Regions from separate parts of the Mus musculus genome. Here all the other regions are linked to region 2. A link is a loop called in an ENCODE intact Hi-C map of the cell type or tissue named here. Cell type or tissue: left cerebral cortex. All regions are shown on one strand. Region 1 has its middle 12 kb from the start of Gm31728. Region 2 overlaps Gm31986 (a long non-coding RNA gene). Region 3 holds the start of Lin9 (lin-9 homolog (C. elegans)). Region 4 overlaps Stum (mechanosensory transduction mediator). Region 5 has its middle 20 kb from the start of Gm39712. Region 6 has its middle 27 kb from the start of Stum. Region 7 overlaps Stum (mechanosensory transduction mediator).

Region 1 (4,000 bases), 300 kb after region 2:
ATTCCTCAGTTGAGAATTCTTTGTTTAGCTCTGTACCCCATTTTAATGGGGTTATTTGAATTTCTGGAGTCCAGCTTCTTGAGCTCTTTGTATATATTGGATATCAGTCCCCTATCAGATTTAGGATTGGTAAAAATCCTTTCCCAATCTGTTGGTGGCCTTTTTGTCTTATTGACAGTGTCTTTTGCCTTACAGAAGCTTTGCAATTTTATGAGGTCCCATTTGTCAATTCGTGATCTTACAGCACAAGCCATTGCTGTTCTGTTTAGGAATTTTCCCCCTGTGCCCATATCTTCAAGGCTTTCCCCCACTTTCTCCTCTATTAATTTCAGTGTCTCTGGTTTTGAGCTTTGTACAAGGAGATAAGAATGGATCAATTCGCATTCTTCTACATGATAACCACCAGTTGTGCCAGCACCATTTGTTGAAAATGCTGTCTTTTTTCAACTGGATGGTTTAGCTCCCTTGTCAAAGATCAAGTGACCATAGGTGTGTCGATTCATTTCTGGGTCTTCAATTCTATTCCATTGATCTACCTGTGTGTCGCTGTATCAGTACCATGCAGTTTTTATCACAATTGCTCTGTAGTACAGCTTGAGGTCAGGCATGGTGATTCCACCAGAGGTTCTTTTATTGTTGAGAATAGTTTTTGCTATCCTAGTTTATTATTATTATTATTATTATTATTATTATTATTATTATTATTCCAGATGAATTTGCAAATTGCCCTTTCTAACTCAGTGAAGAATTGAGTTGGAATTTTGATGGGGATTGCATTGAATCTGTAGATTACTTTTGGCAAGATAGTAATTTTTACTATATTAGTCCTGCCAATCCATGAGTATGGGAGATCTTTCCATCTTCTGAGATATTCTTCAGTTTCTTTCTTCAGAGACTCGAAGTTCTTATCATACCGATCTTTCATTCACTTCCTTAGTTAGAGTCACACCAAGGTATTTTATATTATTTGTGACTATAATGGCCTGCTTCTTTAAAAGGGAGTTTTTGGTGTCTGAACCCCTGTGTAGCCATGGGCACCAGCGTTGGGAGATAGTGAGCCCTTACTGGAAAGCAAGGGGTAAATGAGGAGAGATCTTGGGTTATTGGGATACTGGGAGGTGCCCCATCTCTGGGACTCAGGATTGCACAAGAGAATGAAGACTCTGTCGCCTCGCTACCATATTAAAACTGAAATGGTTCCAGAGGACAAAGTCTGATGGAAACTTTCTCAGCTTGCAGTTTGTCTGTTACCTGAGCACCAGATAAAATGTTCAGGGGCAGGCAGATTCTGGGGCCACACCCTGGACCTCCTAAGAAGGGGAAACTATTTCCTTGGGGGTGGTGTTCTTCAGCTGTCAGTCCTTAGGAGGCTCACAGGATCCAAATATGTGAGGCAGGTTACACTGGAGAGACAGGAAAAGGGGTGCCCAGGGCCTCCCACACAGAGCTTGGCTTTCCAGAAAGTACCACAGAGAATGCACCTAGACAACAGCACACTCTTCTCTTAGTCTGAAATTGTGTTTTGTTTTTTAAAAAACTCAACAATGTAAGGAAAAAGCTGTATTTCCCTGCCCCAGCTCTTAGCTGTTAAGTCCTGCAAGGTGACCTCTCAGTCCCTTAGCCAGCCTCCCACACCCACAAGGAATCTGATTTCCTGAGGATGGCATCCCAGATCCTTGGGGGAGGTGGGGGGAATGTCCCCTTCGTTGCTCATTTGAATGGTCAAGACCTAAAGAGAACCCAAATAGCAGCAAACTCAGCTAAACAGGAAAGGGGCGCCTCCCAGTGTTGAGATAGAGAGATCGAACCAAAGGGTGCTGGCGCCCTCTAGTGGCAAAGAAACTGCTTTCTCGTCTGCCCAAGGATAGACAGGCTGTCTCTCAAGGGTTCAGGACCGCCATCCTTCCAGGATTAGAAGGAGAAAAATGTATGCCAACAGGGCATTATTAACTTTGGTGGTTTTAGGATGCATCGCTACTGTGTGAGATAATGTGTATGTTTCCCCAAGAATCACTTTCCAGCGTCACAGACTCGGGGCCCTTCATTATTTGTCAGAGAGGTTAAGACCTCTAGACTCACCTAACATACGACCTGTAGACATACTGTGAGATCCGTGTTACCGAGGTTCTCAAGGCTGTATTCTCTGGGGAACTCACACAGCTTTAGGATAGCTCTTCTGGGGAAGTAAAGACCAGATCCCTCACAGGCCAAAGAATTTGTGTGAACCACCCACACACTCCTGTGCAGAGCTCATACACCTGCCTGTTGGCTAAGCTGTCCTCCTCACAGCTGAGGATGCCAACCCTGTTAGCTTAAATCAGAGAGAACTCATACTCCCATGGCATACACGCTGGGGAGGGAACTGCAAAAATGAATGGCCAAGTACCTGTTTACTTTGAAAGGGACTCCAGGGTCCTAATTAAAGCTTAAGGAGCGAAGACCACACCTCCTACTCATTAAGATGGCTTTTGGAAAGAAAACTGAAAGCTGCTGCGGGTGGAGGAAGCCAGTATGGCTGCTCAGGTTGCGTAAGGTGCGGCTATTCCATTTCCTAGGACGTAACTACAAGAGCTAAAAGCTGGGTCTCAGATATTTGTTCATGCACACCAGTGTCAATTACAATAGCTAAGACATGGCAGACTCAACTGTCCACCAGTGGGTGAGCAGGGTAGTGTAGCCACCCAATGGGAGACTATTCAACTTAAAAAAACAATAAAGCTCCAATCCATGCTACATGTAGCAGCCCTGAATACAATATGCTAATTAAATGACCCAGACACAAATATATCAGGGCTCAATATGAGTATAATCACTAAAATCACGTAGAGAGAGGTATGGTGGTTGCCAGTGTCTGAAGGAAAGCGGGGGGGGGGGGGGCGAGGGGGGAGGCTTCAAATAGCTCCTTACTCAGTTTTACTTTCCAGAATTTCAATTACCCCAAAGTCAACTATAGCCCACAAGGAAAACAAATCACGCAGAAAATGCCAGAAATAAATTTATGTTTCAAATGATTCTGAGTAGCATGACAAAATCTTCTACTGTCCCACCCTGCACAGGCGAGACATCCCCTCCCTTTCACCAGTATATTCACGCTGCATGTACAAATATATACTGCTTAGCAGCCTTCTCGGCTCCACTGGCACAGTACTTCAGTGTTTGTGCTCCAGGATGCATAGTTGACTTGCCGATGACGTCAAAGCACAACAGTAGCGATAGAAAGAAGGCACCAATGTGCAAACAGGCAAGGACAGACTAGCTCTGATACCGTGGGCCAATGCTGTGCAGCACACAGGAAGAGAGAGAGGTGTGTGCATGGTTCAGTACTGTCCATGGTTCACGGATAGCCACATGATGCTGTATCACCCATGGGTGCTGGCAATTGAACCTGTGTCCTCTGGAAGAGCAGTGAGAGTGCGTAACCATCGAGCCATCTCTCCAACCTCAGGGACAGGGAATTTAAGGAATTCTCTGGACTTTCTGCTCAATTATTCTGTCCTAAAATCTTCAACACTTTAAAAAGTTCTAGAAGTGGGTAGAGGTAATCGTGTCACACCATGAATGTTCTTACAGCCACGGAGACTGCCTAAGAGTGGATAAACGGTGATAAATCTTATTTTGTCTGTGTTTTGCTATAATTAAAAGGATAAATAGAATAGTCAGGTGTGATGGTGCATACCTGAAATCTAAGCAATTGAGAAGTAGGAGGGGATGGAGGAAGAGAAGGAGGAGGAGAAGTAGGTGGACAAGGAGAAGGAGGAGGAGGAAGAGAGAGAGAGGGAGGAGGGAGAGAGAGGGGGAGGACTGTGAGAAGAGGAGAAGGAGGATAGGGGGAGGAGGAGAAGGAAGAGGAAGAGGGAGGGAAGGGAGGCAGGCAATAAAGTCAATGAAGTATGGGAAGGAGGAGTGCTGTTTAGAGTGGAATCATAAATAAACAAACAGGAGAAAAATGAGTCAGAATTGGATTGTAATTTAGGGACCAGACACAGTTGCACATTCAGAA
Region 2 (4,000 bases):
CTGCAGAAATGCAGGATTTAATGTGATAGCTACTTCAAGCCATTGCTGCCTTGACTTCCCCACCATGATGGACTAAGAGTAAAATAAACCCTTTCTCCATGACTCACTTTCGCCATGTCATTGTATCATGGCGATGAGGAAGGAAGCCAAGACAGCTTAAAATGTTTTTTTTTCTAAATTCCATATTATAAATATGTACACTCAGACAGACAGACAGACATGCACACACCTATATGTTTCGGACATAGAGTCTCATGGAACCCAGACTTATCTTTATCTTGCTATATAGCCAAGGTTGGCCTTGAAATCATTGCCTGCCTCTGTTGTCCCAAGTACTGGGATTACAGTGTATGCTGCTATGCTTAGCTCTTAATATTATTAAGGAAAATCCATTTTGTTTATGTATATGTGTGTGTGGGGATATGTACCCCGTATGTGGTTGTGCCCTCAGAGGCTAAAAGAGGGTATCAGAACTTCCGAAACTGATGTGACAGGGGGTTGTGAGTTACCCATCATGGGTACTGAGAAGCAAACGTGAGCCTTCTGTAAAAGCAATATTTCTATCTGGAAGCCATCTCTTGAGCCCCTACTATTATTATTATTTTAAACATACTTTTGGATTGCCAATAAGAATGAATATATATATTCCTTTTCTTCTCTTTCCTTCTTTTCTTTCTTTCGTCCCGGCTCAGTGACTCGCTTGCTTCACCACATGTGTAGCTGGGACGCAGGCGGACACAGCTGCCCCAGCAACACTGACTTTCTTGTATACTTCACCAATCTTTTCCACGTCCTCTGTGGATTTCCTGTGCTACTTTTGCCGGAAAGACTTCCCCACGCCATTTGTTAAATTTCATAGCTTCACAAAAGATTTACTTATTTTTATCTTGCCTGCATGTATATGTACATATGTATACTGTGTGCACACTCATAGAGGCCAGAAGAGAGCACTGGTTGGAGCCTCTGAAACTGGAGTTACAGACAGGATGAGCCTCTGTGTGGGTACTGTGAACCAAACCTGGGTTCTCTGGACAAGAAAACTCCCAGTAGCCCTTAACCTCTGAGCTATATTGCTAGCCTCCAGTTTGTGTGTGTGTGTGTGTGTGTGTGTGTGTGTGTGTGTGTGGGCGCGCGCGCGCGCGCGAGCGTTTTAATGACATAGACTTGTCTTACTTATTTCCCTTGTTTGCTCTTAACTTGTGAATGCTCTCTCTTTCCTATAGTTTAAGGCCCAAGGCTGAGATTAGACATAGAAAGTTCTATGATGAAGGAAAAAGGAGCCTGGGCCAGTGGATTAGCGAGGCTGTGGCGTGGAGGCAGCTCTGTGTTGCTTTGCTGGCTGCCTCCACCATACATGCCTTTTCTACGCCTCTTCTTTCCACCGATGTCAGATAAGAAGTGTGTTGTTATTTCTTTTTCTTGCATTTCTGGGGATGGAGCCCAGGACTAGGCAAATCTTACTGCTGGGCCCAACAGCCTTACTGTCTTTACAAATTTTTTACATTTATTATGGAGTGTGTGTGTGTGTGTGTGTGTGTGTGTGTGTGTGTGCGCGCATGCGCATAGGGGCTAGAAGACAATTTGTGGGAGCTGGTTTACGCCTTTCATGTGGGTCCTGGGATTGAACTCAGATCCTCACGCTTGGCTATAAGTGCCTGAACTTGCTGAGTCATCTCACCACCTAGCCTTACAGGTACATAATATGTGAATTATCTTGTAGTCTTAACCCTTAGCCTAGGACCTGGCATATGGTGGCTATTCAATGAAAATGTACTGAATGAACAAATGATGCATATGTAAATAAATATGTACAAAGAAGGTGGGTGGTTTTATTTTTCTTTAAAAAAAATATCAGGACAGATGCCCAAGGATATACTGAAGAGTTGGGAGCATTGTGTGATGCCATTGTTGGCTAGTTAATTCCATTTATCCCAGGCAGGCAGAGCCCAGTCATGTTTCAAGGGCTCTACCCACGTGGAGCAGTATCTGCTGAGCACATTTCTCACAGAGCAAATAAACCCAGTTATTTTAAAACACAAGGCCAACATCATGGAACTCACAATTGCCTCTGAAAATTATGTTCCCTGCTAAGCCTACGCAGTTGTCCTGGCTGCTGCTTTTCTGTCAAGAGTGGAGCTTGGTTGTGTGGGAAGAGCCATCGCAGGGAGAAGGAACTGGGCCCACAGCCCATCTGAAGGCTGACGGAGAGCCCCTGGACACAGTGAATCCTTCCTTTGTCCCTCTGGTGATGGCAATGCAAGGGGAGGTGTGCGTCCTCCTAGCTAGTCCGAGAACCTTCAGCATTGCTCAGTGCCGGCATGGACCTTATAAAAAGAAGATCATCTTGATTTTTGAAAAACATGCATACGGGAGGGTAGGAAAGTCAACTGCAGATAGACACAACTGTTAGTTGATTCTGTTTGTCCCGGGCAGGTGGAAAATAGGAAAGAAAACTATCCCAGTTAAAGAGGGAAAATAGTCTCACCAAACCAAAGTTACTACAGCCCAGTTGGGAAGCCTCATGCTTAGGAAGCCAGGTTCCTTTGTCAGTAGTTACAGAAGTCTAATCAGAGTGTAGATTTCTTAACTGTATTTGCACACAGGCGCTTTTCAATTGCGGTGATTTATTTTTCAATAACACTTCCTTTAAAAAAAATAGCTTCAAAAATTCTGTCATTCTCCTTTCCATATAATTTCCAAGGGCAGAAAATTTCAACTAGAAATGAATAAACACGTGTAATTTCACTTTTTTTTTTAAGATTTGATTTTTTTCAATTACAGTTGAGTCTTACTGCAGCATGATTTATTTGACATATTGAGAAATAACTGAGGCAGATCTTGTTCCCTGGAAGAACAATTACATGCAGTGAGATCCTCAGGATTTTAAAACAGGGAGGGATTGTAGAGGCATGGGCGGGGGAGACGCTAGAAAGCAGAAGTTTCCTGTTTTCTGAAGGTCGGTTGCCCAGCTGGGGCAGCCTGGAATGAGTGTAGAGTGGCCCAAGGTGTCCTCCATGCCTCCATGGTGACGTGATTCATTGATGAGCTGTGGTCAGTGTTCTCAGAGGCCCATTCTGCAGCACCTAGGTGAGGGGGTCGGCTGGGGCATAGACCTCAGTAGTGGTCAGCAAGCCCTGAAATTACTCATACGTGGGAAGCTGGGTCAACTCAAGCCAAGCTAGGTCATCCGACTGTCCCAGAGATGGTACCCGAAGGACCAGGCTCCTCTCCAGGGTATTTAGGGAACCTGACCCATGAGGACCTTTCTAGAAAAGCCTTGAGTTAAAAACTCAAGGCATGGCTAGCTGTGGTGGTGCATGCCTTTGATCCCAGCCCTCAGGAGCCAGAGACAGGCGAATCTCTGAGTTTGAGGCCAGCCTGGTTTACAGAGTGAGTTCCAGGACAGCCAGGGCTACACAGAGAAACTCTGTCTTGAAAAAACCAACCCCCTACCCCCACCAAGAAAAGAACTTAAGGCCAGAGCTTGACACTTGCCACAGCCCAGCCTAAACGACATGTGTTTCCTTTCACCAGGTGTTAGATCCTTCTTTATAGTAATCCCCTGTGTATCTGGCTTTTCTGTTTGTCTTAGTCCGTTCAGGCAGCTATAACGAAATTCCACAGACTCAATGGCTTACAAACAACAGCAGTTTGTTCTTCACAGTCCATAAGCTGGGGAGTCCAAGATCAGGGTATCGGGAGAGGTGGCATCTGCCTCCTCACAATGGATGTGTTTTCCATCATAGCTCCTCGTGGCAGAAGGGACAAGGAAACCTCGGGGCCTCTGTGTATGTTGTACTTGCATGCGAGTTTGCATATATGTGGTGTATGCATGTGGGTATGGAGGGCATCAAGTGTTCTGAGCAGACACCACCTTGTTCCTTTGAGACGGTTTCTCATTGAGCCTGGAGCTAGGCTGACAGCCAGCAAGCTCCATCCTCTTCTCTGCCCCCTGCCCTGACAGCGATGGGGTTACAGGCTCATGTGGCTAAGCCCTATT
Region 3 (4,000 bases), 76 kb before region 2:
ATGAGGAAAAGCCTAAGTGGCTCAGCTCTGGTGGGCTGCTGACCAACAACCGTGTGACTGCAGGTGAGACAGCCCTGAGAAGTCACAGAGCGTACCCATTACAGATGATGAAACATTTTACAGTACAGCCCAGGCTGGCCTCCAACTTAAGAGTTAGCCTTTTGTCTTAGCTCACATGTGTTAGGTTAACACACGTCACGGTGCCCAGCTTAAGAAAAAAAATCTCTTCAGATGGCAGGTAACATTCTACTTACTTGAATTATCTATATTTTCAAGCATCGTAAATATCAATCAACCATATTCTCCAAACAAGAACGATAAACTTAGGGATATTCTATAGATAATGCCTTATCAATACAGTAATCACTAGCTATTTAAATATAAGTCAAGATTAAATAGAAATAAAAGAGCAGCACCTGAGCCATCTAGTCACAGGTGACTACCGGTTGCTCACTGCACACTAGAAAAGTGACATCTCCATCCACCATCGAGAACGTTCTTTTGAGACTTAGCACTGGTCTAAATCAAAATTAAAACACAAACATTCTGAATACTGGCAACCTGAACTTCTGACTTAACAATATAAGAAATACACGATATCAAAGAAAACAGAATTAAGAGTTATCTCTCTTTTAAAGGCATATTTGCGTTGCCCACAGATACATCTTACAGAGTTCGAGTTTTTTCTTTGCTTTTGAAACGGGTTTCTCTGACCTGACTTCCTGTTGGGGCACACCAAATGGTTAAAAAACAAAACCACTACTTTATTTGTCATAAAAATGATACAATCGTTCTAAATACAGATTGCTCAGTTTGGAGGTTTGTTTGTTTGTTTGTTTTCCAAGACAGGATTTCTCTGTGTAGCCTTGGCTGTCCTGGAGCTTGGTATGTAGACTGGGTGGGCCTCGAACTCGGAGATCCACCTGCCTCTTCCTACCGAGTGCTGAGATTAAAGATGTGCGCCACCACACCTGCGAACCTTTCGTTGACCAAGGGCTACAAATACACACCACAGAGTACGTGTTGCTTCAAGACCATTTTGTAACTAAAATGCCTTTTAATAATGTGTGCAATATGAAAATTACAAAATTGTTCCCTTGTCCTTAGGTCGCAGAGTAGCTGGCTTTACTGTCTGCGGACAGGTGAACATCCGTCTCAGAGGTTGTGAGTATAGAAGGAGAAGTGAGGCAGTGAACAGGGGTGGGTGTCAGGCAGAATAACATACTTATATGGGCTGCGGTGCTCACATCCGTGTGTAATGCCCACCCCACAGTCTAGAGACACATCCACTCAGGAGGGAGACTGGGAATGGGGCTACCTCGGCACTGTATCCCGGCTGGATCATCTCCGGAAAGGTCCAGGGCCACCTGTAGTCCCAGGGGAAGGGGCCAAGCCTGTGTGACACGGAAGAAAACACTTCCAGGATGGACGCGGGGGGTCGGGGGGAGCGATCACAAGTGCCTGCAGAAGCAGGAGCCGTCAGAGGATCAGATCGGAGGCCCGGGGCACCAAGAGGGGCTGTGTCCCCGGTGCCCAGCCCGAGCCCTCCCGGCCCCCGGCCGGCGAGTTACATAACCGGGCGGGCGAGGAGGACGGCGCCCGCAACTGGGGGGCCGCTCTTCGCCCACCCCGGCCGGCGACAGCAGTCGCTCCGGGAGAGCAGCCGCCGACTCCGTCAGGACAGGCTGGACTCCCGGGCTTTCGGTTTCCGGCGCTGGCGCTCGCACAACCCCAGAAACAGACACACAAGACACCATAACAAAGGCGGCGACGCGGCGGCAGCGCCTGAGGAGGAAGGCCGGGGACTGCGGTGGGCTGGCGGCCATCCCACCTGCCCGGCAACCGGACTCGGCCGGTGCGACCCCGGGACGGGCAACCGGCGGGAAGGAGGGCTGCTCTGAGACGCTACTTACTCTCGTCAGGCAACTGGTCGAGCTCCGCCATCTTGAACGAGCCGCGCCGCTTTTTCAAAGGCTGCCCGCCCCGGTGCATTGTGGGGCGGAGACTGTCTGCGAGGGAGGTTCGAATGAGGAGCTCGCGGCCCGCGGCGCCTGCTCCCGCCAGGCCGTCCGGCTCCGCCCGAGCCCGGCGGGAGGGGGCCTCGGGGCCTCGCCCGCACCCCGGGCCGGGCCCGGAGGAGGACAGGGGACGCCTCGCCGAGAGGCCCGGTAGGGCCGAGCGCGGGGGGCGCGGCGCCAGCACCGATGCGCCCGCCCGCGCCGCCCCCCTCGCCTGCGCTCGCTCCCGGCGCGCGGCCCGCGCTGCGGCTGCGGGAACTGCAGGCCGGTTCCCGAGGGGAGCGGGACGCAGGCCCGGGCCGGTGGCGCGGCGGACGAGACCTGGGTTCCTGGTCGCTTGGCACGGAGGGGGCTCTGCCCAAAGTAACGTGGACTCGGCTCCCCAGATCGCGTTTCTCCGGCGCCCCGGCCCCTGCCCTTCCCCCCCACCGAGTGCCCGGGCCGCGGCGTCCGCTTCGCCTGCAGGTCACGGACGCGGGGTCCGGGCGGCCCGGGCCGGAACCTGAGCTGCGAGCGGCCGGGACGAGACCTTGAGAGGTCACCAAGTTGGTGTAGGCCGAGGGCTAGTGAACTGTCCTGCTTTCTTTCTCTAATGCGCTCCACCCGAGACCGGTAGTGAGCTGGGAGCCTCACAGTGACTAAGGATGCTTGGGGAAGACACAAGTGACACTAGCCAAGTGTAATGAAACTGGATGGGGATTCCTCCCTTGCTGAAAGAAGCCGGGAAAGATTTCACGGTTCCCATCTGTAACACTTTCTAGTATTTAAACCACGGTGGCTTTTCAACTACTATTTTTACAAGCGTGGTTGATCTCCGGGGTGGGTCTATTCTCCAGGGATTTATGAGGAGGGGGTAGTCGGCGAATGGAGAATTTAAAACAAAACAAAAACGAGTGGATGAGTGACTTCCACAAACTAAAAAGTTTAAAGATGGTTCAGTGAGGTGAGAGCAGATCTAGACAGGCCAGCCCAGGCTAAGTTGGGCTTGGTAAAAAGAATAAAGCGAGGTCTTAAGTAGTACGAAGGGCAGGCTTTCATTTCTTTTCTAGAACACATTCAAGAATGTGAGGCACAGGTTGGAGAAAGACAAGATGAGACTCTTGGGCGAGCAATAGAGTGGAAGACTTCAGGCTCAGGAAAAGGGCAGCAGGCTGTGAAAGTTAAGGGTGCAACTTGGGCTGCTACTTGTATCAGTCCCAGGCAAGCTTAATACTTGTGCTTCAACTTCTCCTCAGTAAAATGCAGGCAAAAATTCCACTCTTGCTTAATGAGTGGAAAGAACTTATAATGGCTCCTTGCAGCCAGCTGTTTGCTGCTACAGCCTCCAGTTTATAGACAGTAGGGAGTACCGCTGAATCTGGGGTGGAGGGAGGGGCAGGATGGAAAATCCACCTTTCGAGAGGTGAGGGGAAAGACTAGTGCGAGCAAGAGAAGCACATGGGTGCTGGCCCTTCTGGGCCCAGGGTAAGTGGGGGAGGAGGTGGGCGGGAAGTAAAACGTTGTAACAAAGTAACCTAGCCTTCTGAGAGAATCTAACCCCCCCTGAGCCTTCTGAACACATTCAGACCAGCCTGCCTCGTAACAGGAAACTGGTCCTGCTTGGGACTTGGGTGTCTTCATCAATTTGAAAATGAGATCGGGCATAATTTAACTCTCTGAGAATAAAAGAGCAGCAATCAACATGGAGGAAGCTGAGAGAGAAGAGAGAGGCAAGAATGGTGAAACCTAGTAGACAGGTGTTGTCAGATCAGAGCAAGTCAGATTTTACTCAGAGGCAGTTTTCATACATTTTTCACTACCTTGGTTTCTCTCTAATGTAACAGCATGTGTTAATCCATTTATGCTTCTGAGACAAGGTACCTTGTGACTTGCTTGGTAATTACTAAATGACAGACATTTATTATGGTTCTGGATTCTGGCAATGTCCGGTGGTTGTGATGAGGGCCGCTTTCTCCTTCCATGATGGGTATCTTGCTGTTATG
Region 4 (4,000 bases), 100 kb after region 2:
AAGGGCCTACAGAGTAAAAAGGCAGAGGGGAAGCCCGGCCCTGCTGTCTTGAAGATGACTGTGTCTCCTTTCCTTTGGCTCAGACTCCTATTTGACCATCATAGACGTGGTAATCACTCAGTGAGGGCCTGGCTGCCTTACTGGCCTAGTTGCTCTTCAGGGCTAAAGGCTCAGAAAGGTCATGTCTGGAAGATTCCAGGAAGACCAAAGCCTCCTGGGACAGGCCCCCACCTCATAACAGGGTGTTCTCTTCAGGGCTGGGGGTGAATCCTAGGGCAGCAACACTCCTGAGAAACAGAGTTTTAGGGCATCTTTGGACTGCTTAGAAGAACTTGTGGGAGGATGATGGCAGGACCATACCTTGACCAGAGCAGTTTAATTATGTATCTTCCTACCTCTTGCTCCAACTCTTCCTGTTTTAAACCCCAGAGATAGATTTTGGGTCGCTGGACCCCTTTATCTGTCTCTCTTCTCGATGTGGCCAAATTGGGTAAATCTCCTCTTTGTGACTGATGCGTTGTTCTTGTCTTCAATTGGCATCTTGGGGACCGGTGGCCAAGCTCAGCGTGGTGGGGCTGCCAGGACTGAGGCTTTTGATCTAGGAACTTTAGCTATACCACCGGCACTAGGTGGCAACATCATTTATCAATAGCGCCAGGCATCAGTGCCGACTTACAGAGAAGCCGTGTTCCCAGGCATGAACAATACAAAGATGTGGAGGGGTGGAGAGGGGCAAAGAAGAAAGGATTTGAAAAGCCATAGGAACTGAAAGTGTCTGCAAAGTACAATCCCCACAAGGGCTCTCTCGAGAGCGGGTCAGGATTTGGCTCAGTGCTGCTTAAGTGAGCACCTGGGCATTGCCAAAGGGTCTGAATCATTCAGAACTATGACTCATAAGGAATTATGAATTACTAGAAAGTCATCATGTGGACTGTTATTTTGTAGTGCCAGGAACACAAGGAGGGCCACCCAGAAGAGGAAGTGCAGGATATCATGTCTGGCCAAACATGAGGTGACGTGTGTGTGCCAAGCGTGTGCAGGTCTGAACATATCTATCATTCTATCTGTGTTTAGGACAACTGTGTATTGGGAACTTTGTACATATTAGAAAGGTGCATCACACCAGTCTTGTGACATGTGGCCTTGTTCCTCACACCTGTGGGAAAGACCCACAACCATCCCCTGTACAGATGGCCGAGACAGTGGTAGCTGCTGCTGCTGCTGTGTGCTTCACTGAGGTGGGGTTGTTTTGTTTTTAACAAAAATTGATGAATGAGAGATGTTAGGTAGGATTTTGTGCTTCCATAACAGTGAATGAGGCCTGGACAGGGCTTATTTCTGGGGTGCTCTGGCATGCAGGTCACACCCTAGGCTCAGGGAGAAGTGATTTCTCCTGCTTACCCACCTGTCCAGCTGTCACCCCTGGCAGTGACTTGTTGAGGGCCTGCCAGGGCTGCTTTGAGGACTTCCCAGGCATTTTGTTTGTGTTCTAAAATAGCCCAGAGTAATTTGGCAGGGACAGCTGCAGGAATGTGGCTCACCACCCAGTCCAGGGTGGAAGTGGGAACCGGTGCCTCGCCCGACACGCAGCTCCAGCCTTTCCCTGCAACACACATCTAATTGAAAATGTTTTAAAGCACCCATAGCTGGCAGCTTGACTGGGGCTGGTGGGTGGCCAGAAGAGAGAGGATCCTGCTGGGTGAGGACAGAGAGCGTCACCCTGCAACAGGGCCTGCCTGCCTGCTGTCCCCTCTGAGGACCACTGTTTGGGCTGAGCTGTGGAGAGGATCCTGGATGGACCGTGGACAGTTTAAGGTGTGAAATGTCTTGGGGGAAGAAAGCCAGCTGGTGTATTCTCTGAGAAGCAAGAAACAGAAACAAAGCCACCTAATTGCTACACAGAGGAATCTGCTAGGCAACATTCTTAGCTGGCTCCCCAGCGCGGGCGGATTGATGGTCCTCCATCAGGAACCCAGGTCGCTGGGGTGGGGTAGGTATGTTGTGTGCAAACAATTATGTGTGTCCTTCCCCAAATCCTGGTGATCTTTTTCTGGATATTTTCTTTTTAGCTGGAAGAATACTCAAGCTGGCTTGCACTCGACCACATGATAGCTGTGTGATCTTGGCCAAATGACCTTGATAGCTGTGTGGCTTTGGTCAAGTGACCTATCCCCTTTGCATTTCTTCTCTTTTTTAAAGTTTTTCTACTTGAGCAATTTTTTTTTCTGCCTCCAGGTCCCAAAGGTTGTCTCATATATATTCTAGAAGTTTGATAGTTTTAGGCTTTATACCATTTCTATGTGTGCCTCAGTTTCTTGATCTGCAAAATGAGGATAATAGTACCTATTTCTTTGGACCCTCTTAGAATGATTTGAGTTATTACATATGTAGTCCTAGAATAGTACTTTGCATACAGTGTGATTATTGTACATGAAATTTCACTGTGGTAAAGTCACTTCAACTCCCCTGGTCTAGTTCCACGGGCCTGATGCTATCTGAATCAGTAGGACCACTAAACTGTGGGCTGGTCGAGTGCAGGAGGGGTCCTCTTGGCCTGTGTCTCTGAGCTTGGTGCCTTGCCTGGCTTGAAGCACATACTTAGTTCATTTGGAGTGATAAGGATGATGTGTGATCTTACGCTGCTGACCTCTGGCCTCAGGCACATCAGAATCCCCTGGGAAGTCAGGCAAATCTCCTACTTTCAAAGATGCTGATCAGGAATAGAGTGAGCTGTGGTCTCCGCAGTCTGGAAAGGATTTCAGGGGGCGTCAGTAGAAGCTTGGACTTGGGAAAAGGAAGTCCCATGGTGATTGCTTCTGAGAGCAACTTGCCTTTGTGCCTCCTGCTTAAGTCTGTGTCCAGGACAGCATGGGTGAGTGGGGATTCACATGGGAGCCCTTGAACTCACTATGATCAACCCAGAAGATCCAAGCCTTCCAAGGCACCAAGGATGCAAGTGAATGTTTGAATCAAATTGAACATAGAACTCCTTGGCAAGGGGTGGTAAGGTCTGCCATCTTAGAAATGCAAGAAGCCACTGGAAAGACGGAGCCATGTCTCACTGGTCCATCAGAGTCTGCCCCAGCAAGGCTTCACCACAGCTCCAGGCTGGGCTGGCCCACACTGCTTGCTCCACCTCCTTGAAGATCCTCCTTCTCAAGTTCCCGCAAACAGAGCATTCGTTGGAGTTTCCTTGAGGTTTAAAATGTGGCCTTTGGCAAGGAGCTGTTCACAGAAACTAAACAGGGCCATGGAGAAGACTCTGTGGAGTTGAGTGGGGAGGAATGTGCTTTTCTAGAGCAGTGTTTAAAGATGCAGCTGGGATTTGTTTCTTAGCAACAGGGCTCATCCAAAGCACACTGGCAGTGTCAGAACACCCGACAATGCTGGATGCCCGCAAGCACCATGTAAAAATAATAATAATAAAAAAAGAAAGTACTGAACAGGAGCCAGGGGCTGAGCACAACTCCTCCAACAGGTGGGAAACTCAGAGCCACGGACAGACAGATGTAGATGCTATGGGGTGAGTCTAGAGCACCAGGTCTGGCCACACTCTGCCCTCCTTCTTCTGTTTGTCCATCTGTCCGCCCGTCCCTTCCTCCCTCCCTCTTTCCCCCATTCTTCCCACACACAGGAGCTTCCCTCTCTTCCTCCCTCCCTCCCTCCCTCCGTCCCTCCCTCCCTCCCTCTCTCTCTTCCTCCCTCCCTCTCTCTCTTCGTCCCTCCCTCTCTCTCTTCCTCCCTCCCTCTCTCTCTTCCTCCCTCCCTCCCTCCCTCACACAGGATATCCCTTCTCTCTGTGAACATTAATAAGCCTGCCTCTCCTCCAGCCTCATCTTTCCCAGCCCCCGAGGCCCATTCAAAGGGCCTTTGAGCCCGTTAGCCTGAAGACAGGGGAGCAGTTAGGAACCCACAGTCATTTTCTTAGCTCCATTTTGCACCATCAGATCCCTTTAAGGTCGAGTCATTCTCAGAACAACAGCGTTGTTTAAAAATACAT
Region 5 (4,000 bases), 140 kb after region 2:
CACATCATAGCAAGAAGGAAGAAGAACAGAGCAGCAATCAGGAGGGGCTGGGGCAAGACTACACCCCTAAGAGCACACACCCAGCGTGGAGGACAGAAGGGAGGACGGAGGACTCCACCTATCATCTATATACGTGCCTGGGGCCAGGTGTGCCCTCTCCTGTGCCTAGCCTTACACGCCCACAGCTTGGCCTTCCCTGTTATATAGAGAGGGAAATGAGAATGTGAGAACGGCCACACTGTGTGTTCTTCACAGTGCTGCTGAGCCAGCCAAGGTGATGGTGAGCCTGCTAGAACCTCAGCTGGGGCCACAGCCCAGCAAGCACTAGAGCTGAGCTGTCTCCAGCTATGGTGGTGTGACCCAGACCTGTAGACCTGGCTCATGGTGGTCATCTGTTCCCTAATGTGAAGCCAATGCAGGCGCTTGAAGTTACGGAATAAGAAACTGCCTGGGCGTGGCTGGAGAGATAGCTGGCTCTTGCAGTGATTATGCACGGCTGTGATCTAAGCTTACAGTACTCTTCCCCCCCCCCCCCAGAGTCATGCACGTGTTTACTTATGTTGTAGTAATAAGTGCTGAAAACAGGAAATAGGTTGGAAGTAACCTTATAAAACAGACATTTGCCATACATGGTAAAAGCAACATACAAATATTGTTTTCTGGGCCAACTGGGTCAGTTGGGGTTAGCTGGTGTCAGTTGGGTCTAAGCGCTGGAACCTGAGGTAACAGACATCCAAGCCTCTGCCTTGAGCCCTTAGGGAATGAGTAGAGAGGGCAGCAGCTGGGCCTTCGGTATTCTTTAAGATCCAAGCCTTTCAGCCAGTATCCAATCAGCCATTCCCACTGTGCTCTCCACAGATCAGGAGCTAAGATGCAGGTCGATTTATAGAGAGGGGTGGGTGTCTCAAACACACACTAGCTACTGACTTCTGGATGTGTCTCTTCATCTCCTACCAGCTGCATCCCTGAGCCAGGTAACTGGAATTACAAATGCCTGGCTGCTGAGTGACGCGAGACACACCTGTAAACTGCCCCTCCCCCTTTCTCCCTAAAATGGAAAATCTTTTACACCTAATGTAGAAGTGGGATTGGTTTTGAAGTGTTGGCTATTTAGCCGTGAGATTAACCACGAACCTGCAGGAGTAGAGGCTCAAAGGATTTTGTTTGAACCGGAAGGGAGGTGGGCAGGAAGGGGACACCTAGAAGATGATAAGTCAAACCTTAAGGAAGGGTGGCAGGGCTTTCTGGCTCCACAGGAGTGAGCGAGGCTGACCTGGCAAGCTTGGTTTCTCTGCACTCCATGGACCCCACGGCATCCAGACTGTTTCCTTAATTTCCCTCTAGCTTACGGCCTCGACCTCATTATAGAACTTGGCATCTCTCCACTGGTTAGCATCATTTCCTCCATGCAGAAGTGTCACCTCATGTCATTGCCGAGGAGCCCCCAGGGACACCTGTTTGTCACTGGGAGACACTCCACATTCCCCATTTGCTTCCGCTATTCCTTGCCCAGGCCTGAGATCCGGCTATGACCACATTGTGAGCTGCACATGGGTCCTCTGCACATGGGTCCTCGGCTCTGGCCACTTGGAGCTATTCCTTCCCTGTGTCTCTGTGCTGTGTGTCTGCTTCCTCCATCCTTCAACCCTCTGGATAATTCATATTCAGCTTCTAAACTCATTTTGGTGGCATTTCCTTTGCAAAGCCTTTCCTAAATGGCCTTTATGTTCCTGACTTGGGTGAGGCCTCTTTTTTGTCCTATGGGACCCCTTGTTTTTTCTGCATGGTGTCCTTTATACTGTACCGTATATTCCTGATATCTGTCCACCACCACCACTGTGCCTTAAATGTGGGCTCTGGTATTTACTAGAGCAAGATGTCATTTGTAAATTAAATGCATTCCCTGACTAGCCTCCTTGTCCTAGGGCCATCTTGCAATGCACCTTGATGTCCACAAGGGGGCAGGCTCCCTAATGGGGCCTCGCGGTTTCTAGTCTGTCTTGAATTCATGCCAGCATGTGTTCTCAGAAAGCATGACTAAAATTGGGCATTTTTTTTTTCTTCTCATTGAAATAGAGCAGGCCTGCTGCTGTCAAAAAAGCTATCACAGACCCCGTTTGTCCGTAATGTGCAGAAACTATTTTTAAAATCGTATGTGCTACTGTCCCGAAAAGCACAGAAGTCATGTGGGACTTTCTCCCCTGCCCCCACTTTAAATCCCACTTTGCTGATTCACAAGTTTGGAAAGTACAGAGAGGAAAGACTAGGTCAGATAATGACGCTGGTTGCAAACGTCTATCTTTGTGGCCTGAACTCTGTGACCTCTAAATGTCCCCAGGACCAAGTGTGCAGAGTAAGGAGACCACAAGGTAGGACCCCAATTCCTGGTGAATTTGTCTCTGTGAATTTTCTATTGGGGTCTATTAGGGGTTGTGGCTGTCACCTACGGTGTCACCTACGGGGTTTAATAAAAGCTCCCTTTGACCCTCCCCCATCTTCCGCACAGCGAGGAAACGCCTGGTCCCCGAGCTTGTCTGCTTCCCAGTCCCCACTTCTCTGTTGAATGTGTCATTTTATGCCTGTGCATGGTGTGCTAAATGCCAGGAGCTGGGCCACAGCTGTCACAGTGAAAACGAAATTGAAAAAAAAAATGCCACCCAGGCTGGTTCTTGGTGTTCCCGGGAACTGGATGTGTTTGCTGCATTTCTGTGGCAGGGTGTGTGATCCAGACTGTGAATGGCAAGCAGACGTGGTTCTGAACCCTCAGTCTGCGGAGAAAGGGGACTGGATGCCATGGATGCTAACACTCAGCTGCCTGGAGGGTCATCCCACGCCTAGAACAAACAGACCCTCGCTCCAGCAGTCTCGGGTCTCCAGCCCCACTTCCAGGCCTGCAGGAGAACAGGGACTACCAGGTACACTGACTCTGGGCCTTGATAGCTCTGTCCCTACATATCCCAGGCACCAGCATCCATGGGCTGTCCTAGGGATCCTGTGGCACAGCCTGGTACCAGAATACACGCCCTGGACTGTCCAGGGAAGCAGAAACAGGCAGAATCACAGGCAGGTCTCGAGTTTGGTCCAAAGCAAAGTTTGGTCTGTTGTTTCCTAGTTCTGTCGCGAAGAACTCGGGGATGGCAAGGTTCATCTCATAGAGTTGTTATGAGTATTAAACTACTTTACCTTTAATCACCTGACACTTAGCAACTCACAACCATCGGCCACTGCTACCTTCGAACAGGATTCGGCAGTTCTGTAAGGGGTTGAATGAGACCCTAGATGATATATAAAGTAGTGACATGGTGGTCTCTAATAAAGCTTTATTTATATGGTCTAATGTCTAAGAGGATGCTTGCTCTGGTGACTGCACAGCTGAAAGGTGGGAGAGGGGCAGAGAATACAGAGTCAGCTATGTAGTATGGGGAAGGAAGGAGAGAGATATTCTTTTTTGTTTTTTGTTTTTTTGGTTTTTCGAGACAGGGTTTCTCTGTGCAGCCCTGGCTGTCCTGGAACTCACTTTGTAGACCAGGCTGGCCTCGAACTCAGAAATCCACCTGCCTCTGCCTCCCGAGTGCTGGGATTAAAGGCGTGCGCCACCACACCCGGTGAGAGAGATATTCTTGTATAGGGTTCAGAAGGGCTGGTACAGGCAGGAGCCTCTTAAGGGAGTCTCGGATACCACCTCCGGACTTAGGGACCCTGTGTCCCTCATATGTATACAGCATTGCTGTGCAATGAGCACTCTACCTCAGAGGAGGTTCAGAGTTCCCTCTCAATTAATTAAAGAGTTTCTACAGTTGGCTGTTTCTAAGATTCACTGCCAGGCTGAGCCACCTCGTGCATTAGTGAAGACAGGACAACCAAGGAGCCTGTGCAGACATGGAGGGCACATAGTAGGGCTCATGGAGCTGGCAGACACTGAAATGTGCCCAAGTCACCAGGCTTCTCCTGCATTATCACTGATTCAGCGTGGTTCTGGCTCCTTTTTGCCACACAGAAC
Region 6 (4,000 bases), 55 kb after region 2:
ACTAGGGCCTGGGCTAGTGTCTTAGTCAGGGTTTCTATTCCTGCACAAACATCATGACCAAGAAGCAAGTTGGGGAGGAAAGGGTTTATTCAGCTTACACTTCCATGCTGCTGTTCATCACCAAAGGAAGTCAGGACTGGAACTCAAACAGGTCAGGGAGCAGGAGCTGATGCAGAGGCCATGGAGGGATGTTCTTTACTGGCTTGCCTCTCTTGGCTTGCTCAGCCTGCTCTCTTATAAAACCAAGACTACCAGCCCAGAGATGGTCCCACCCACAAGGGGCCTTTCCCCCTTGATCACTAAATGAGAAAATGCCTTACAGTTGGATCTCATGGAGGCATTTCCTCAACTGAAGCTCCTTTCTCTGTGGTAACTCCAGCTGTGTCAAGTTGACACAAAACTAGCCAGTACAGCTAGCCTTTGCCCAGTACACATAAAGCCCTGGGTTCAAATCTCAGAAGGATAGGACCAGTGTCACCTGATTCAGGATCCTGACTGCCCCATCCCAGGCCAGAGTCAGGTCTCCTAGTGATGGTGACAGAGATGACCATCCTAAGGATAAGGCAGGGTTATCCAGTACAGACAGGAAGGATGGGTGCCCTCCCTCACACTGAGCAAGGCTTGTGTCATAGGGCCTATAGTGGAGGCTGTATACAGAGTCTTAACTGCAAGTGCTCTTACAGACTGCTAGTTAGTCCATCTTTCTGTCTATCCAATCTTGTGCGAATTCATGTGTCACATCTCAGATCTCCTCTTCATTCAAAAGCTGCTGTGCCTGGAAGAATGAAAAACAGAGACCTGTTTCTCATTGCATTGTTTGTTCTTGGAATCTGCCTTAATTAGTGTTTTATTACTATGAAGAAACACCATGACCAAGGCAACTTATAAAAATATAATTTAACTGTGGGACCACAGTTTCAGAAGACTAGTCTATGAATATCATGGCAAGGAGCATGGTGGCAGGCAAGGGGGCCAGCCAGCGTAGTGCTGGAGCAGTAGCTGAGAGCTAACATCTGATCCACAAGCTATAGAAAGGACAGAAAAGGCCTGGTGTGAGTTTGAGCTTTTGAAACCTCTTCTAACAAAACCACGCCTCCTCCAACAAAGCCACGCCTCCTCCAACAAAGCCACAACCCTAATTCCTCTAAGACAGTTTTACTAACCCAGGACCAAGCATTTAAACATCGGAGCTTCTGTGGGCCATTCTTACTCAAACTACCACAGGGACCCAGAACTGTGAGCAAGAATAGGAGAGTCCTCACACCTCTGCAGTGAAGATCATTGTGATTTTTCTGGAATGAAGACTTGCAAAATAACTGGGGTATATTATGAAGGTCTGCCGCCGCAAGTGAACATGAGGCTCGACCACATGCCACAGCTGCACCGTCCGTGTGCCCCATACCTGTTACCTGCCCACATGCAATGCCCTCAGTGTGGCATACCAGCTGGAAGGTGCGGGAGATGGCGCAGTGCTCACAGGCCATCTGTTTCTCACATTAGGAACGCAGAGAGGTGAGGCTGCCACGCCCACTTGTCAACCGCAAAAGCTTAATTGGGCCAGAAATATTCTCCGGTTCCTGCTTCTGCAAGACAGATCTCAGCTGTCACCAAGCATCTGTGGCATCCGGAAGGGACGAGCAGAGTTCTGTGGGCTGGAAGCTTGGAGAACAGATGTCCCTCGTCTGTGCCAGTTATGCACAGAGGTTTGTTTTCTTTTGCCTGGACGCTGTGCGTGACCACCGCATTCCAGGGCTCACCTGTGCGTGATCACCACGTTCCAGGGCTCTGGAAGCTCCCTCAATGGCACTTCCTCTCCTGCTCAGGGTATTTTTTGGATTTCTCTGTTGACATGGTCAAAAGCAATGGTCAGAATGAGTAGGAAGGAGAGTGGACAGGGGGGTGGGGGTGGGGGTTAGGGAGGCAGCACACTTAGATGCAGGGGTGTGGGGAGGCAGCATTCTTATAGATTTCCTAGATTGACAAGTATTTATTGAGCACTTACTCTATCTAGTGATGACCTGGACAAGGCCGGAATTTGTAGCTGGACAGAGAGCCACAGACAAGCCAACTTATATCATTGATAATATCTGACAGTGAAATAGGCTTTGAAGAAAAACGAAGCAAAGTTGGGAGAGAGGGAAGGAAGGGTTTAATTTGGATGGGACAGTCAGTGTAAAGGGAACAGAAAGACCAGTCCCCTTTGGGGACATTAAGGCTCTGTAGGACCCGCACTGGAAAGGAGCAGAGAGGTGTGCAGTCCTGGAGATGTCACGGAGAGTTGAGATGGGCAGCACCCGGAGGCGGGGAGTGGATGACTAGATGTGTGCACTGCATGGCTCCCTAGATAGCCCTGCATGGAAACTGAGGTTCTGGCTTTATGGTTCTCAGAGCACAGGCCTGCTAGGCATGGTAACCTCAGCAGAGCACATGGATGAACTGGAGGCCCAGCGAGCAAGTGTGTAGTCCAGGGCTCAGGGCTCAGGGCTCAGGGCTCAGGGCTCAGGGCTCAGGGCTCAGGGCTCAGGGCTCAGGGCTCAGGGCTCAGGGCTCAGGGCTCAGGGCTCAGGGCTCAGGGCTCAGGGCTCAGGGCTCAGGGCTCAGGACAAGGGGCCCCCTTGAGCCAGAGGCATGCATCTCCTCACAGGCACACAAATTGCTTTCCCAGTGCATAACATGCTCACAGGGGGCAATGGGGCAAAGGGAAGTTCTGGTGGGAATTGCCCATGTCTCCAAGGGTCTCGATTAGTAGTCTCAGAGCACAGGCAGGGCGACTCTGGAAGCCCAACTGCTGGCTGGATTGATCCTCAATGCAGTCATTTCCCCCAAACCTCACCTTACAGAGACTTTGAAAGTATCCCAGTTACTGCCAAACTGAGACTCCTCCTAGACTCAGGGCAGGGTGAGCCCCAGGCCTGTAAGTCACCCAGTGAATGACACTTCTGTTCCTGTCTTTAATCAAAGCAACCAAAAGGTTAACCGTGGACGTGAAAGGGTGTGGGGTTTGCTGATTTTCCTGGTATCACTGAAAATGGCTCATCCTTTACTGCGTTGTCTCCCTCTTCCCCAGTGCCCAATCTTAGCACTCCAGAAGCCCAGTGGAGGCCAATGAAGGCGCATGGAAGTTTGAGGCCCCAAGGCGGAAACCAAATTGTCAGTTTTCTTCACTCATAGACAGCTGCCTTGGCACTTGGGGATGAAGCAATGAATGGTCCCTGAGCCCAGCCCACAGGCTTGCTGACAAGGTGACCAGCCCAGCACCGAGAAGCAGGCGCCGTGTGAAGCCCCAAGTCAGATCAGCTTGTGGAGGAGAGTGTGAAACCGGCCAGTGCTTTCACTTCTCTCAGCCCCACGATGGACTCATAGACACAGAGCATGTGCAGGGAAATGAGGGCTGCAGCCCGAGGAAGCTTTTTCTATCCTTGAGGGAAATTCAGCAACTGGCATCCTGTCCCCTGCATTCCCAGCAAAGGCCAGGAAGATCTCTTGGGTATGGAGAGTATAGAGAGAAGCAGAGTATACTTTAATATAGTTTAAAGAGAGATATGTTTGGAGTGGAAGGAAGGAAAGAAGAGGGTATGTGGGGATGAACATCCCTCTTCTGAACCCCCACTCCTACATGGTGCACCCACCCCCACGTGTGTCTGCATCTACACTGTCAGATACAGAAGGGATGAGAACTTGGAGGGCAGCCAGGAGGGGGAAGGCAAAGGAAAGGATAAGGAAAGGAAAGGAAAGGAAAGGAAAGGAAAGGAAAGGAAAGGAAAGGAAAGGAAAGGAAACCACATTGGGGATTGTGGTTGGCAAGCCCGGGGTCTCCTTGGGTTGGTCAGCTTTCTCTTGCAGCAATGAAAGAGCCTTAGCTAATCCACTTAACAAGAGGAATGGTTGATTTTACTCACGTTTTCAGAAGTTTCAAGTTCATGGCTGACTGGCTCTGCTGGCTTTTGGCCTATGGCAAGGCAATGCACCACTGTAATGGAGCTCTTGATGGTATGAACGG
Region 7 (4,000 bases), 130 kb after region 2:
TCTAGTGTGGGATGGCTTAATACAGGGGCTTGTGAGCTTGGGAAGCTGTTTCCTCCCTAGCACCCCCTCATTCCAGGTGGATGGTGTGGGTAGACTTTAGGAGCCCCCAGAACAGTGAGTCTGAGGGGTGCTACTAGCTCCAAGCATCAGCCCCCTGGGCCAGGCCTGATTAGCATAACCATTCTCAGCCGATAGACAGTGGCTAATTCACTCCTCACAGTCCAAGCAGGCCATTGGTTCTAGGTGACCAGAGTTCATTTACTGAACACCAGCTATCTAGAAAGCAGGGCTTTGGACCCAGAAAGCGCTTAGTGGCACCAGGGCTCCTTAGTGACAAAGCTGCCTGGGTGGCATAGCTCAGGGCTGCTGTCCCAACCTTGGGAAATAACTCAGAAGACCATGCCCTGGCTATGAGTGCCAGGGGCAGACATCACAGGCACACAGAGAAAATCCACAGAGACTGTGGCACTGCCAGGATCTAATGTGGCATTGTTATCAGAGTGGCCATTCCTTCTACCAAACCAGGACCCTGGAGCAAGAGAGAGGACCAGGTAGCCTACTGTCGTAGCTCCATTTCTGTTGCTGTGGTAAAATACCCTGACCAAAAAGCAACATGCACCAGGAAAGAGGAAAGTTGGTTTGTTTGGTTTATAATCTAGCCTATGTACAGTCCATCGTAGGGAGGAGTCATGATGGCAGGAACTAGAAGTGCCTAAGTCACTACATCCACAGTCAACAGCAGAGAAACAAATGCATCCATGCTGTCCATGCTCCCCCACCCCCAACCAGTTTCATGTACTCTTAAAAAGTCCAAGATCCAGCCCACGAAATTCAGGGTGGATCGTCTCACTTCCATTAAACAAATAAGATAATCCTCCACAGGCCAATCTAATCTAAAATAATTCCTCTTTAAGACTTCCCTGGTGATTCTAGGTTTTGTTACGTTAAAACTATTCAACACTGTGTAGTGTATTTTAGGGACCATTGAGGACCCCAGACTGCGGCCAGGAAGCCACTATGAGATGACCCACCCCCCACCCTCAGACTGCCAAATCTTGCCTGGGTCAAGTCTCTGGCTGCCCTGGAGAGAAGCAAAGGAAGTGATGAGGGCACGGTCTACTCCCTGCCTCCGTGGCCCTGACCTGTGTCTAGCCCCAGCGACCCGCCCCCAAAGGGGGCGTGGCCCAGGTGCCGCTCAGCTCAGTTCATCTGCTGTTCTGTGAGCAACCTGTGGGGAGTTTTTGTTAAGCTTTCACAAGGAGACCAGAGGCTTCTCCCTGAGACACATACCTCTCAGAAGTCACAGGGAGGGATGATGAACGTCCTCCGAAGGATGAGAGCAGTATTTCTCCATGGCCCTCCTGAATCCTTGAGCTCACCCGCCCCCCTGGCTTCTGCAGGTCCCGAATGGAAGATGGAAGCAGATGGCAGCTCAAGACAGAGTCGGTGCCCGGAGCTGCCTGGCTCATGGGATCTAGGTCCTACACTCCCTCACAGGACCGAGGCTGCAAATCGTGGGGTGTAGGATGCTGGGGGCTGAGGAGCAGCGGGGAGAACTCAGCTATAGGAGACATAGGAAGCCAATTAGCTACATGGTTAGCACGTCCCCTAGACGGAAAAGGATTAAGATGTGCAAAAGAAAAGCCATCCACACATCGGGTCTAAGGCCAGCATAGAGTGGGCTGAAACCCCAAGACCAGAAAAATCCCCCCAAAGGCCCAAGGGTCCTGAAGCAAGAAAGAGATTGAATGAGTGTTCCTTTGACCTTAAGATTAAAAATGCAAGGCCTTAGTGATGGTAAATGACCTGCATGAAGAAAGCTGGGACTGTCTGTTCTGTGGTTGGAGAGGGCTTGGACTTAGAGAACCAGCTGGCCACTGCATCTCCTACTCCCAGGCAGAAGCGCGTCGGATTGCAGAGCAAGGTTTCCCTCTAGTGGAAGCAGGGAGCCAGGATACCATCTGCCAGCCCTGGGATGAGGTTCACTCCCTGTGCTGTGAGGGAGGCTCTGCAGTTAGCAAGCGTTCTTTCAGTGCTAAAGTGCTCAGGTCCTGAGCTCAGATCAAAGATGCCCTGTAGGTCACATCCCTACAGTATCCAGCCTCCACCAGTGACAGCAAGCTCGGGAAGACCTTTTCTTCACCTACCAGGAGCTCTGTCTCCTGCTAGAGAGTTCTGTGCCCAGGTAGTAGAGGATGTGGAGGTCATCTTGGACAGTGGTATTGTGAAGAGGTCATCTAAGTGGTGAGCAAGGGACTTAGAGTCTTCTTCATCTTTCTTCCTGTTAGTTTCTGAGAGCTGAATGCTCACAGAGGCAGTGTATACTTCCACTCAGAGTATGACCCAGCCTCAATCCCACGATGCACCAGGACACAATGAATCCCAACCAGAGTGGTCCTGTGCATCCCATCAGAGTGACTACAGTCTTGTTACAGCAATGCCCTTCCATTTAACTATCTACAGTATAGAAATCAGGCCAGTCCGTCATTTCCCCCAACCTTGCCAAAGCCAAGAGTCTAGAGAGTCCAAGCCCAGTCAAGCACAGCCCCACTGGGAGAGCCCAGACTCTTCCTGGCAAAAACAAACACTAGTTCGGTATGCCACAACCCCCCAAGGGAGACTAAAGAAATGACTCCACTAAAGTTAAGTCTGGGACCCAGTGAGTCTATGGAGCATTGGTGACTCTTGGTAAGCTATGTCACTGAGAAGCCCCCACCCCAGTGTGGGGACAACTCAAAGCCACAAAACTGCTGTCCTCACCCTGGCCAGTCACCCCTCCTCAACTCCGTCCACTGTGCACACCGGTTGCCCTCTCCTGGGGTCTGTGGGATCAGAATTCCCACTGCATCCCCCTATCCAGAGCTACTGCAGCCCCCCGGCTCCGGATTGGTCTGCTGGTGTGGGGGAGGGGCAGAGACCTCTTCCTGACGCTTTTCTGCGACTCTGGCAGGATTTTTATTTCTGAACGAGTACACTGCCTGCCCCAGCCCAGGAGCCAGCAAGGAGTAGAGGAGGGGGCAAGTTTTAAGCAGAGACAAATGACGTTGGGGCTTGTGAGAATCCCGCGATTTCCTGTGGAGTAGTCGCGGGCTCTTCCCGGGCTGGCTCCCTTGCACCCGGGAGCTCTTTTGTTTTGGAAGATGCTGGCAGCATCACTGTATTAAGAGCAGGCCGCGTTGTGTTGTGGATTACTGTTTTGGTGTTGCCGTTGGCTTTTGTCTGTTAAATTAACTGCTGTACATTTTCTTGTTCTCTGACGACATCGGGGGCTTACTTTTCTCACTCCTTCTCACAGGGACCCCATATGCCCAAGTCCAAGCACAGGTGGGGGGTGGAGGGCGGGTGGGGGGTGGAGGGCGGGCGGGTGGGGGCCCGGGGGTACGGAGGCATTGCCAGCCCATTCTAAAGATTACAAGTGTTCTTGGAGACTGCTCGGACTATCTCAGCCCTTGGAAAGATTCTAGACTTTCCTGGCTTAAACTGAAGCATGGGGCCCAGGTTTGACTTTTGCTTAATTTTCTCAGTGTCCCCAGGCTTGAGTCCCCACCCTTGTTTTGGGGTCCACAGAGCCCCGCAGGGGTAGTGCAGGGCTCCCGCTTCTCCTCCAGCCTTCTGCCAGCTTTGAAGACCTTCCTTCCAGCAATGCTACTGTACACGTGGTGAGGAACGCCACCCGCAACAAAGCTCGTGTACATATCTCCGTGTACATACGGAGTGTACATACATACATACATAATACAGTGTACATACATATAGTGCCCCGTGTTATAAAGATAACAGAGCATGGCATTTCTTTGGCATTCCAATTTTTTTTAACCCTTGGAAATATGGTTTTGGCAATCTTTTATTCTTCTTTTTCCTCTTTTCTATTTAATAAACATCCATGTGACCTTCCTGGTAGCTTCTTGAATTCCTGTGTCTTCCATTTCTGTAATCAGATCTCCAGCTGCCCTGAATGCTTTCGTCTCTCTCTCTCTCTCTCTCTCTCTCTCTCTCTCTC

The links. Peaks named below come from ENCODE experiments on the same cell type or tissue, not always from the same donor. Only the 100,000 strongest peaks of a DNase experiment are listed, where the experiment ranks them.
Region 1: a loop joins it to region 2, with 3 times the contacts of the local background. A loop is called at or near these places in 19 of 42 quality-filtered maps.
Region 3: it touches region 2 in a loop (2.2-fold over the local background); 7 of 42 quality-filtered maps call a loop at or near these places.
Region 4: a loop joins it to region 2, with 7 times the contacts of the local background. A loop is called at or near these places in 3 of 42 quality-filtered maps.
Region 5: a loop joins it to region 2, with 3 times the contacts of the local background. A loop is called at or near these places in 23 of 42 quality-filtered maps.
Region 6: a loop joins it to region 2, with 4 times the contacts of the local background. A loop is called at or near these places in 4 of 42 quality-filtered maps.
Region 7: it touches region 2 in a loop (3-fold over the local background); 23 of 42 quality-filtered maps call a loop at or near these places.

The regions. Positions count from the first base shown.
Region 1 is chr1:180,266,597-180,270,596 of GRCm38, reverse strand. No RefSeq gene overlaps it. Among named protein-coding and RNA genes, the nearest start is that of Gm31728, 12 kb to the right of the region's middle. In left cerebral cortex, a CTCF peak has its summit at 1,827 (motif pointing left); DNase peaks (open chromatin) are centred at 1,808, 2,197 and 3,242.
Region 2 is chr1:180,563,158-180,567,157 of GRCm38, reverse strand. The region is part of intron 1 of Gm31986 (a long non-coding RNA gene); the gene reads left to right. Among named protein-coding and RNA genes, the nearest start is that of Parp1, 3.7 kb to the left of the region's middle. In left cerebral cortex, no CTCF peak of the experiment used is centred here; DNase peaks (open chromatin) are centred at 833, 1,644 and 2,069; H3K27ac peaks cover 820 bases.
Region 3 is chr1:180,639,311-180,643,310 of GRCm38, reverse strand. It overlaps Lin9 (lin-9 homolog (C. elegans)), which reads right to left and starts at 2,161. Exons shown (of 15, transcript NM_001103182.2): 1 at 1,914-2,161. The coding sequence starts at 1,992. In left cerebral cortex, a CTCF peak has its summit at 2,272; DNase peaks (open chromatin) are centred at 1,976 and 2,578; H3K4me3 peaks cover 1,937 bases; H3K27ac peaks cover 644 bases.
Region 4 is chr1:180,460,159-180,464,158 of GRCm38, reverse strand. All of the region lies in intron 1 of Stum (mechanosensory transduction mediator), which reads left to right. Among named protein-coding and RNA genes, the nearest start is that of Stum, 21 kb to the left of the region's middle. In left cerebral cortex, no CTCF peak of the experiment used is centred here; DNase peaks (open chromatin) are centred at 887, 1,586, 1,851 and 3,278; H3K27ac peaks cover 1,720 bases.
Region 5 is chr1:180,426,506-180,430,505 of GRCm38, reverse strand. No RefSeq gene overlaps it. Among named protein-coding and RNA genes, the nearest start is that of Gm39712, 20 kb to the right of the region's middle. In left cerebral cortex, a CTCF peak has its summit at 1,943 (motif pointing right); DNase peaks (open chromatin) are centred at 1,370, 2,014 and 2,641; H3K27ac peaks cover 593 bases.
Region 6 is chr1:180,508,188-180,512,187 of GRCm38, reverse strand. No RefSeq gene overlaps it. Among named protein-coding and RNA genes, the nearest start is that of Stum, 27 kb to the right of the region's middle. In left cerebral cortex, no CTCF peak of the experiment used is centred here; DNase peaks (open chromatin) are centred at 1,584 and 3,312.
Region 7 is chr1:180,432,281-180,436,280 of GRCm38, reverse strand. Stum (mechanosensory transduction mediator) reads left to right here. Exons shown (of 4, transcript NM_001081227.2): 4 at 1-3,908. Among named protein-coding and RNA genes, the nearest start is that of Gm39712, 26 kb to the right of the region's middle. In left cerebral cortex, a CTCF peak has its summit at 1,946 (motif pointing left); DNase peaks (open chromatin) are centred at 172, 1,484, 1,953 and 2,448.